Linked DNA regions of Homo sapiens: region 1 is linked to region 2. The links are chromatin contacts, found by Hi-C or POLR2A ChIA-PET in ENCODE. All regions are on one chromosome and are shown on one strand. The core of a region is the stretch at or near the end of the contact, and the rest is flanking DNA. Distances in the headings are between cores, read along the strand shown. Region 1 has its middle 18 kb from the start of ARK2N. Region 2 overlaps SLC14A2 (solute carrier family 14 member 2).

Region 1 (5,306 bases), core at 1,367-3,866, 490 kb before region 2:
CTGAAACAAGGACTGTTTATGGTTGCTTTGTCTTCTCCTCAGTTGTCCTCCTGAGACTGCCCCCAGAAGGCTGACAAGAATTGTATGCTGGGTTCTGGACAGAAATATAGTTGTAATTAAACACTAATCAGGCTGCACTCTGCCCACTTTCTTGTTGCTAAAAGTCACTAGTTCCTGACCATTTGCATTGCCTTTTTGCCTACAGGTAGGATCTCTGACATTAGGGTCATAAGACTAATAATTGATTTGCATCCCCATGGTTCCTGGCTAGAGTGCAGTGGCGCCACCTGATCTCAGCTCACTGCAACCTCCGCCTCCTGGGTTCAAGCGATTCTCCTGCCTCAGCCTCCTGAGTAGCTGGCGTTACAGGCAAGCACCACCACACCGAGCTAATTTTTTGTATTTTTAGTAGAAACAGGTTTTCATCATGATGGCCAAGCTGGTTTCGAACTCCTGACCTCAAGTGATCCGCCCGCCTCGGCCTCCCAAAGTGCTGGGATTACAGGCGTGAGCCACTGCACCCGACCTAAAAGGTTTTTTCAGACCCCCCAATTCCAGCACCCAGTCTGAAGATCCCCACAGAGGAACGGGATCCCCGTGAGAATACAGCTTATTCCTCTCCCTGTCCCAGGACTTCAGCCTGCAGTCTTCCACCAATCAATGATCTCCGCACTTCTGCCCACTCCAAAACCCTTAAGAACCCTAACCCCAAATTCCTTGGAGAGATGGAGATGAGGTTTTCTCCCATCTCCTCATTCAGTGACACTACAGTTAAACCTCTTTCTCTGCTTCAACCCGGTGTCTCGGCATATTGACTTGCTGTGTGCATCGGGCAAGCAGATGATGATGGCTCCACTAACCTCGTTTTTCCCTCTAATCTCCATTTTGTGCTGCAGCTTCTTCCTCACCCTTCTCTTTTGTATGGTGCCCCAGCTCACACCTTGGTCCACATTTACCCTCCAGTCATTGTTGCAGTTGCCTGTAGGTATCACCTGCCCCGGGGTTTCCCTCCTGGGACACTCTGGATTGCATGTGGACAAACCTAGAAGACAGAAGGAGTTAACATCCTATGGGGCAACCTTGACCCGAGGGGGCCAGAACTGGTGGATAAACATCCTCTATTATTTCCCTCAGACGAACAATTTTGAAGCTCGTTCTTTGGTTCTCTTTAGGGGCAAACAGGTGGACCACGCCCAGGCGGCCTCCCTGGAGATGAGCTTGATAAGGCAGCACACATTGGAATGGCTCTCCCTCCTTCCTTGGGTCACTCTCTCCAGTTCCTCACTCCTGTTCTGGGGTAATTCCCAAAATTAATGACCTGTGTGCAAGCTCTTGTCTGAGACTCTGCTTCTGTGGGAAACCCCAGCTGAGAGCTCTCCTTTCTCCCCAGGCCCCACTCTGTTTTTCCTTCTCTGTGCTGCTGTTTTTCTCCTCAAGTTCTGTTCTCCTCAGTCAGCCTTGGAGACACTGTGTTCCCAGGCAGGCTGCACATGACGAGGTGGGAGAGTACACCTCCACTTGGCTCACTGGAAACCAAGGGAACCAAGGTCAAGGAGGGCAGCAAGCACAAGAGAGGGACTACAGAGGGGAGGGGATGCTTCCAGCCCTGAGAAGTCTTCTTTGGAATAGAAGTGACTGGTCTAGCCTGAGAGAGAGTACGGCCTGATGTTCTTCCTGGATACCCTGCGCTCCTTGGATGTAGGCCTGGTGCTGGTTGGTGGCATGATCTGCAGGTCTCGGAGGATCCTTCCTGTCCTGCTCAGCTCACCTGGGCTTTCTCTGTGTGGGGCTTCTTCTCCAGCCTCCAAGTATACAACTTGACCTTGAGCAGCCCTCTGTTCTCCATCCTCACTGAAGACACAGCAGAAGGACTTTATTTACATTTAGTCTGTGGCAGGAAGGACCCATCCACTGAAGGGGTTCCCCCTCTGTGTCAGGCTTTGCTCAGGCTGTTGTAAGAACCTGTCACCATCTAGTCTCAGGAATGGTAAAACACTCCCCAGGCCAGGTGTGGTGGCTCATGCCTGTAATCCTAGCACTTTGGGAGGCCAAGGCCAGCCAGTTTACTTGAGGTCAGGAGTCCAAGACCAGCCTAGCCAATATGGTGAAATGCTTTTTCTACTAAAAATAAAAAAAAACAAAATTAGCAGGAAATCGCTTGAACCCAGGAAGCAGAGTTGCAGTGAGCCAAGATCGCACAACTGCACTGCAGCCTGGGCAACAGAGCAAGACTCTGTCTCAGAACAAAACAAAACAAAACACACTCCCCAAACGGTCACATTCCAAGCAACAGGTAAGGGAACAATAGAGTAAATTCTGGACTGATTCAAGCCTTGACAAAATTTCTAGGGTGGAAGAGTGAGAAGGAGAGCAACATTTCATGAAAAAACAAGGTCAGAATTTATTTGCAGTGAATAATACTCTAGCCCTCCAACTCAAGTATGCAAGAAACATCACTTTCTTCATTTCCTAGAAATCAATTTGATTTCTACTTTAAGGCCCCCACCTGGCAGGAGAATTCATACCAGTCATTGCTGAGGTTTCATTTGCCTTCCCCACCCAGGAAACCCCAGACACAATAGTTCTAAGAAGACATAGATGTGGCCAGAGGAACTTCCAGGTACAGCACTCAACCTAGTCTGCTCTATTGGGTAAGACGGGCATGAGGTCGCCTCCCATTAGGACTAGTGATAGCATAATAGAATAGAGTCCTAGAAACTGAGACAAGGAAGCTGCAAACTCAGCCTGAGCTCCTTGAGAAGGATTGACTCACTGAGGGGGAGAACTCTGAGCCATGACTCTAAGAATGACAAGAATTTTGCCTCATAGAGAAGAGGAAAAGCATTCTGGAAAGATGTCACAGTGGAATGAAAGGACTAGGTCATTTTGGGAATGAGTGCCCAGAGGCTGATACTCATTTGGATGTGGAGAAGGCAAGGGTAAGGGAGGAATTTAGAAAAAAGAAAAAAATCTCCTTTGAGACAAGCCTGGCCAACATGGTGAAACCCTGTCTCCACTAAAAATACAAAAATTAGCCGGGTGTGGTGGCACACTCCTGTAATCCCAGCACTTTGGGAGGCCAAGGCAGGTGGATCACTTGAGGTCAGGAGTTCGAGACCAACCTGGCCAACATTGCAAAACCCCATCCGTACTAAAAATACTAAAAATTAGCTGGGCATGGTGGCGGGCACCTGTAATCCCAGATACTCGGGAGGCTGAAGTGGGAGAATCGCTTGAATCTGGGAGGTGGAGGCTGCAGTGAGCCCAGATCATATAGCTGCACTCCAGTGTGGATGACGGAGTGAGACCCTGTCTCGAAAAAAGAAAAAAAGAACAAAATCCCAAGGAAGACTTATAACGTGGACTGTGATTTTTTTTTTTTCTCTTGCTAGGGTTGGGGCCTGTGTAATAAATAACCCTTTCTCTTTCTCTCCTCAAGTTTGGAAGCAACTAAAAAATAAGATGCAGGAAACAGGCGAACACTTAAATGTCAACTTTATGGCAGATCAAAGCTGGATTGGGGGACACGGTGCAAATGAGCAGCCTCCATGAACTTCCTATCCCATTCCTGTCACAGCAAATGTAGACAGACTATTCAACCAGTCACAGGAGCGCTGCCCTGTCTGAGCAGCCCAGAATCTACTCTCAGGCAAGTCCTAAAGAGAATACCTGGTGAGGCTTCCCACCTCAACTTCTCCCTTGAAATCTTCACACCAGAAGGTGATCTGGTTTCATGCTCTACCTCCCACCATGGTCTTGAAATATAAAGGAGGGCAGCTGACATGAGATCCATGGGGATTAATATTTCCTGGTGACATTTCAGGTAAAATATTGGGTGGAGAAAATATTACCGGATGGGAACCATTCTTCTTGCCGGGAGAGTCAGGCCAGAGAGACTCCAGGAATGTGGCTCCAATAGAGACCCCTCCACAGGGAAGCAAGAAGTAGGGGATGGAGTTTCCATTTCACAACCCATATCCACCCTGTGGGCACTCGCATTGTTATTGCTTTCTGAAATAAAGAACTACCTCACATCTGCGTAGAAATCAAACTTTTCAGAGTACTTTCACATCCATAAAACAAGAACATAGATACAAAGTAGAAGAGTTTTCTAAAATCATCTAAGCCTATTTCTCCTTTTACAGATGATAAAATTCAGGCTAAGAGCATTAAGAGACCAGGCAAGGTGGATCACCTGAGGTCAGGAACTCGAGACCAGCCTGGCCAACATGGTGATGGATGCCGGTAGTCCCAGCTACTTGGGAGGCTGAGGCAGGAGAATTGCTTGAAACTGGGAGGCAGAGGTTGCAGTAAGCCGAGATCGTGCCACTGCACTCCAGCCTGGGCAACAAGAGCGAAACTCAGTCTCAAAAAGACAGAGACCAGCCAAGGGCTACACAATTAGTGGTCACCTGTCTCTCAGCATGACCAAAAGTCACAAGTTCCTTTGGCTTTAGATCCCCAACACAAAACCTTCCTCCATCTTTGAATTCTCTTCTCTGCAGCAGCTATCCTGAAAATCAACACAACTGTTGGAAAAGAGGGAATGGAAGGAAAAGAGCTCCTGGGAGTGGCTAACTGCTCTGGGTGGACTCACGACGCTTAGCCTATAAAATCTATTTGTCTATATTTGCATTGCCGGTATTCAGCAGAGGGGCTGATAGAGTGCTACGTAAGGTCTCCATTCTGACGAACCGAATGAATGCTTGCATGAATAGATGAATGGCTGAAGAGCCAGAAAACCGGAGATAGGAAACATTTTTTCGGAAATGGGTGAAGAAGGATTCTTTAAACAGCAGAGCAGTAAACTTGGCATTGCTCAGAGGCCTGTGTTGGGCTTGTGCTCCGGCTGGCGCCTCTCCCCATTCTCCAAGCATCTTTAAAGGTCATCTTGGGTTTTTTCCTCTCCTCTCCTTCATCCCTGTATCAAATTTGTTTCCAAGTTCTCTCATATCTCCTTCTTTTCCATCTCTGTTGCTACATCCTGGCCTAGGTGCTTATCACTTTGTGCTGGCCTGGACTCATATGTTGGGGCAGGGCTGAGCACAGAGGCCTGGGAGGCAGTTAGGAGGCTATCTCCCTGCATCAGGCTGCAGCTGACACCTGCTTTTGTCTCCCCTCTCCCTCCACTGCCTGTGGCCTCCTCCTTATCGGCTACCCTCATGTGCACCTTCAGCCTCCTCCCAGCCAGCTCTCAGCTCTCACCAGGCCAGGCACTTCCCACACTTTCAGGCTCGCTCCACCCCCTCACCCGTGCCCTCCCCTCCCCCAGCCCCTTCCTCAGGTTTCAATTAACTAGCTGCCCA
Region 2 (5,733 bases), core at 76-2,575:
GAGATCCTGCAGCTCGGGGGCCCTCACGCCACAGTGAGTGTGTACAGGAGACAGGCTGAGTGGGTTAGGCTTTGGGCTTAGTCTCCTGTTACCCAGGGCAGAGAACAGAATGAGGGCTCTGGCCTCACCATGCAGGGCAAAGGGGACAGGCGAGAGAGAGTTGCACATACAGAAGCAGCAGCATGGGCAGTTTTGTCCTCAGCCAGTTGCACCCTTCAGAGGGCTCTCAGTGGTCACAAGAGCAGAGGAAGCCGTGGGGACTCAACATTGCTGGGAAGTTTAGACAATCCCTCTGAAATTCACCACTTATTTATCAGAAACTCAAGGCTCTAATTTTAAAGGTCAAAAAGACAAAACATATGAGTCATTGTCATAATCCATTCAGTTGGCCAGAAAGTTACTTCTTAAAGAATAATGCCACAAAATTGAATTTTTCTTTCCTGGAACACTGGTGGAGTGGTGGTGGTGGTGGTGGTGGGTCTCAAGTGTTTGTACAGGATTATTCATTTTTTTCCATTTCTATAAAATTTCAAAATTTCTTCTCAACTGAAACTGTGACATATAGAATGCAATATCTAAAATCTGCATTTTCTGACATCATTTCCCCATAGCATGCCACTTAGAGCAAGTTTGTCTCCAAAAGATATTAATTGGGTAGACTAAGAACGGGCAGCTTAAGAAGCTGAACTGCCAGCACAGCACCTTTTCTTGTTTCTGGTCCAAGAAGGTCCTCACACACACAAAATGATCAAGGATCCGACTAACACAAATAGTTCTCAGCCAGGTGTAATGGTCCACGCCTGTAATCCCAGCACTTTGGGAGGCTGAGGTGGCATGATCGCTTGAGGCCAGAGGTTTGAGACCAGCCTGGGCAACAATGACAAGAGCGATCTCTACAAAAAAATATAAAGAATTAGCTGGGCCTGGTGGCACATGACTGTAGTCCCAGCTACTCAGAAGGCTGAGGTGGGAGGATCCCTTGAACACAGGAGTTTGAGGCTGCAGTGAGCTGTGATTGCGTCACTGCACTCCAGCCGGGGTGACAGAATGAGACTCTATCTCTGAAACAAAAACAGAAACCCCAAAATCGAATAGTTTTCTTGCTAAATACTGGTGCTTCTCAGTGTAAATTCAGGGCTCTTTCTACTACACCACGCTGTTGCTTACTGTGGAAAGCTAAGAGAAACGAGGCATCATTATTTTAGAGAAAGTTCCTTCAACAAGCCCAAGTGATTTTGTGGTCAGATGATGAGTTGCCAATAACGAAGTCTCAGAGTGAGCGCCAGACTGTGGAGCCGTTTCGTGTAACGGAAAGTAGGAGGGCCTTGGAGAAAACGTGCCTTGTTAGATAAGGTGGCTGGCTAATAGGCACATTTCTCTAGGCTGACTTAATACTGTGAGTGCAGCTTCTTATTAATCACCTTGGCTGACTTCCAGAGGTCAGGATTATATACAGAATACTTATTAAAAAAAACTTTAAAAGCTCTGTTATATGTTTCTTAATGAAAGAACACCTGTGCTTTAAAACCAACAGCATGGTGTAGTAGAAAAAGCCCTGAGTTTACACTGAGAAGCACCAGTATTTAGCAAGAAAACGATTTGATTTTGGGGTTTTTGTTTTTGTTTTGGAGATAGAGTCTCATGGAGTGCAGTGACACAATCACAGCGCACTGCAGCCTCAAACTCCTGGGCTCAAGCGATCCTCCCACCTCAGCCTTCTGAGTAGCTGGGACTATAGGCATGTGCCACCAGGCCCAGCTTTGGTGAGTGAAGGGAATAAACTCTGGAGGTTGGAACAACGACTTCTTAAGCCAATAGATGGTAGCATGATGTGTACGACTTGAATGATTCCGTGTGATTGAATGAAAGAAAATGCACAACGCAAGCTGTAAGCCTCAAAAAGACTTTTTAAACATCCACAAAGAGCCCAGGCTGGAAGTCAGGAGGCTGAAGTTCTAGTCTTGACTTTGCTCCTCCCTAATTGGCTGTAAGACCTAAGGCAGGTCTCTTAACGTGGCCGCAGTTTCCTTCTCTGTGCTATCATAGAGTGAGACCAAAACTAGCCCTTTTTGCTCTCAGAAGTAGAAAAGGATGGCAGCTCATGAGATATATATGTAGAATGCTTGGTACTGTGTAATTGTTAAAAATTATTACTTGTGGATGTTTCTGATGTGCAAAATATGCAAATGCCAGTAACATCCAGTGTGGACAGACCTGCCCTTCCTCCTTCCATGATACGTACCAAGGGCACTTGGACCTCTGACCAGGTGATGTTGGGCATGGCGGATGCAGGCTGCAGCAGCGTTGTGGGGAAGAAAAGGTTGTAGTGGCCCGTGGCTGCCAGGTACAAAGTCACAGTGATATTGAAGGGCAGTGTGAAGACTGGGAGGTCCCACTTGCTGAAGATGGTACCCAGGGCACTGGAGAGGATGGGGCTGATGGCAGAAGCATGAGAGATGCTGGTCAGGAAGCCGCCTGGTCATAACACTAGACTGTGCTGCAGTGGGGGCTCCCTGTGCCTTCCTAGAGAAAAGCAGCCTGCTGGGTATTCTCTGGAGCCTGACTGGCCCTGAGCAGGTCTTTCCCTGGGCCTCTTCCTCCCTGCACAGTGACAGGGTGGGGCACCCAGACTCAACTTCAGAAGAAGATATAAGGCAGGCAGTCTCAGAACTTCCTTCAGGAATCCTATAGCTCCATCCCCAGGCATCAGGTTGGGGAGGCCGAGGGGAGGGAATCACATTCATTCAACAAATGTTTTTTTGAGTGGCTGTGTGCATGGGCTTTGTGGCCAGGGTGCCCTGTGTTTTCTCAACATGGGGTAGAGCAGGCACTGAGGGCTTCCCCATGGCTGGGCCTTCAGCCTACCCTGGGAGGTGGTCTTGGTCTGCTCAGGGGTCCCAAGGATTTAGAAAAGCCGGGGTAGGGGAGGGTTGAAAAGATTTCCAGAAACTGACAGGACCCTATAGTGCAGCTCTTAACCAATGTGGGCCTCAGTTTCTTTCTCTGCACTCTGGCAGGGTGAGACCAAAAACCATTTAGATCTTAAAAGAATAATAAAGGGTGGTCGCTAATGGGATACTGTGTATAGACCTAGCATGGGGCTACCATGGTATAAACTTAGTTATTAGTCCAGTGGACATTTCTGATGTGCAAGCTAAATACATGCCACTTTAATATCACGTTTAGACAGACGGTCATGGGATTGGGATGAAAAGGTTGGTGGCCATTGATATGAACCCACAACCCTTCAAAAGCAAACTTACCAAGACATGGACATGATGATGACGGGTAGCAACAGCCACCAGTAGTAGTCACCTTTGTCTGAGAACACGGCCATCAGCAGCCCCACCAGCACCCCATTGTAGCCGTGAAATCCTGCAGCGATGGCCGACCTGGCAGGAGAGGGAGGGTCAGGTGGAGCAGGGGCTTCCCCAGGGCCCTTTACATTTTCCTATTGAGTCAGATTCTTTTTATCTGGGGCCTGACTACACACGCCTTCAAATAGACCACCCTTCTGGGAGTGGGGAAGGAAGACAACCCTATGAATCCTTCATATTTCTCTAGAAATATGTTGCTATGACAAAATAACCAGGGAACAGTCATTTTTAGTTGTCAGTGTCCTTATTTTGAGGATTTCTCAGCTGGGAAGAGGAAGAATGGTCCCCATGGGGAGTGACTTCTTGGCTACATGTTTGGACCCTGAGCCTCTGGGACTTACTTGTCCTGACTCAGGATGAGGGCTGTCAAGGTGGACATGATGGTACCCAGGCAGCCTGAGATCGCCCACCAGGGGTTCTGGATGAAGAGGCCGAGGATGATGAGGATGCCGCTGAGGGGGTTGTTCACAAACATCACTTGAGATGTGCCTCGGAGGACCCAGTCAAAGAACTGGAACACTGGGGACTTGTCTGAAATGGAACCGGGGCAGGAAGTAGGCAAGTGCTCAGTGTGGGCAGCCCTGGGTGGGCAGATGGAGGGTGTGAGGGAATCTGGATATCCGAAGTGGGTTTGCAGGAAGCCAGCCACCTGCTGTCACCTGCCACCAAAGATGGTAAACAAGGAACTCAAGAGAGCATCTGACTGCCAAGAAAACTCTTGAGACCCATCACCAGCCAGATGTGACCTCCAGGTTGTTTTTCTGGCAGGGGGGATTAGGTGCCCTGAGCTGCCTCTGACCCCTGTGGTGGTACCATGAATTTTCAAGAACATGTTCTTGCTGCATAGAGGGCATTAAACCCATGGGCTGAGCTCTGGAAAGATTGCTAAAGAGAACCTATTGGCATGGTAGACACAGTTCTCCCATGAACCATCCAGATGGCGTTTTTCTAGAATGCTGGCTCTAGAATCCCAATGCGAAAAACACCTGTCTGCAATATTCAGATGGGATATTTGAGATAGCAGAAGTGTTCTGTTCAGAAATGAGAGCTCATGAGCTCACACTCTTGCATGTATTGCTATTTATAGTTCAAGAGGCTGTATGTCTGTTTTAACAGCAAAACTCCCAGCTTCCAGGAAAGACCACAGTAACAGAGTGCAGTCTAGTCTAAGTCTAGTCTATAGGGAACCCCCATGGCAATGGGTTTCCTGGGGATGGGTGGAGGTGAGTTTTTAGGGTCAGGGTCAGTGTTGTTCTCATAGAATTTTACCTTTAAGTCCCTCTCCACACTCCTTCATCTCTCCTGTGATGTAGCTGAGGGCTTTGCTGACCCTTTTCCCACTGGCAGCCATGGAACTCCGAATCCAGGATGTCTTGGAAATGTTTGTTTCCACTTTTATCTCAGAGCTCTCCTCCATGGTGTCCAGATCCTGTCCAGGACAGAGATAGGCAAGAGTCTCCCACATTCGGTGGTTCTTACACTGAGAATTCATGTTTGTGGTCACTCAGGGACCAAATAAGATTGTCATTTGGTATTTCATTAAATTGCTGTTTAACCTCCCTGTTTCTGTAGATTAGACTGTCTTTTGTTTGACACATGACCTCATCTAATAGGTTAACTACCGTGAGGCACAGTAAGATAACATCTTTACTTTCGTTCTGTGGAGGAGGACTCTGGCAAGTGGAGGTTCTCATTTTCAAAGGTCAAGGTCAAACAGTAGAACTGAGATTAACCACAGATTTTTAGTCTTTTTTTTTTTTTAACATTAATACTCTTTCCAGAAGAAATGGCTTTCTCCCTGGCATGTCTAGTCTTTAAGATATAACTGTTCATAAACATAAGGGTATGAAATTGAACATGTGAAGATTCTGTTTTTGAAAACAGGCACCAGCTTATTTCCTAAATGCTTGAATACTGGGTTTAAAGGAAGCCTGATAATAATTCAAATACAAGGAATATGAAAAGTTACAAAGTAAACTGTGAAAGAGACATTTTTGTCCCAGGTAATTACATTTCAGAAAATACGAATGCAAGAAAAGTTTGCCTAAATCGGAGAACCTTGTTTACAGCTCTCAGCTCCCTCATCTGCTGTGGGCTCTGTGACTGTAGGGCGCTGTCCCTGATTCAGGACACTCAGTACTCACAAGCAGCTCGACTGTGGGCTTCCGGTATCGATAGGGAAATGGGTCTTTGTTTTGTCTTTCCTGGTGTTCGCCTTTTCCAAACACTGGAGTTAGAAGGAAAGAGCACCATCAGTTAGGACACCTCTACTCTGGCACCTCAGAAGCTAATGTCCTGCAAGGCTCAAGAGGTGTTAAGATTATGCAGTATTTCCTGTTCCTACTGAGGAAGCACA

What was found. A loop is a pair of places that touch in the nucleus more often than their neighbours do. ChIA-PET counts read pairs that join two places held with the same protein, here RNA polymerase II (POLR2A). Pooled maps may share reads with other maps.
Region 1: a loop to region 2 is called in a pooled map, with 4 times the contacts of the local background. The contact joins two enhancer-like sites. A Hi-C loop is called at or near these places in 1 of 37 single-sample maps with no recorded cell type and 5 of 50 pooled maps. POLR2A ChIA-PET finds 5 or more read pairs at or near these places in 1 of 52 experiments (naive thymus-derived CD8-positive, alpha-beta T cell).

Annotation. Positions count from the first base shown.
Region 1 is chr18:46,153,226-46,158,531 of GRCh38, reverse strand. No RefSeq gene overlaps it. Among named protein-coding and RNA genes, the nearest start is that of ARK2N, 18 kb to the left of the region's middle. RefSeq lists a silencer at 2,441-2,647. Within about 2 kb of position 2,616, at least 6 of the 41 ENCODE cell types and tissues checked have a DNase peak (open chromatin) inside an H3K27ac peak, as active enhancers do.
Region 2 is chr18:45,666,008-45,671,740 of GRCh38, reverse strand. SLC14A2 (solute carrier family 14 member 2) reads right to left here. Exons shown (of 20, transcript NM_007163.4): 12 at 5,522-5,604; 13 at 4,647-4,806; 14 at 3,719-3,908; 15 at 3,264-3,392; 16 at 2,243-2,435. The region is part of intron 7 of LOC105372093 (a long non-coding RNA gene); the gene reads left to right. Among named protein-coding and RNA genes, the nearest start is that of SLC14A2, 53 kb to the right of the region's middle. Within about 2 kb of position 1,325, at least 8 of the 41 ENCODE cell types and tissues checked have a DNase peak (open chromatin) inside an H3K27ac peak, as active enhancers do.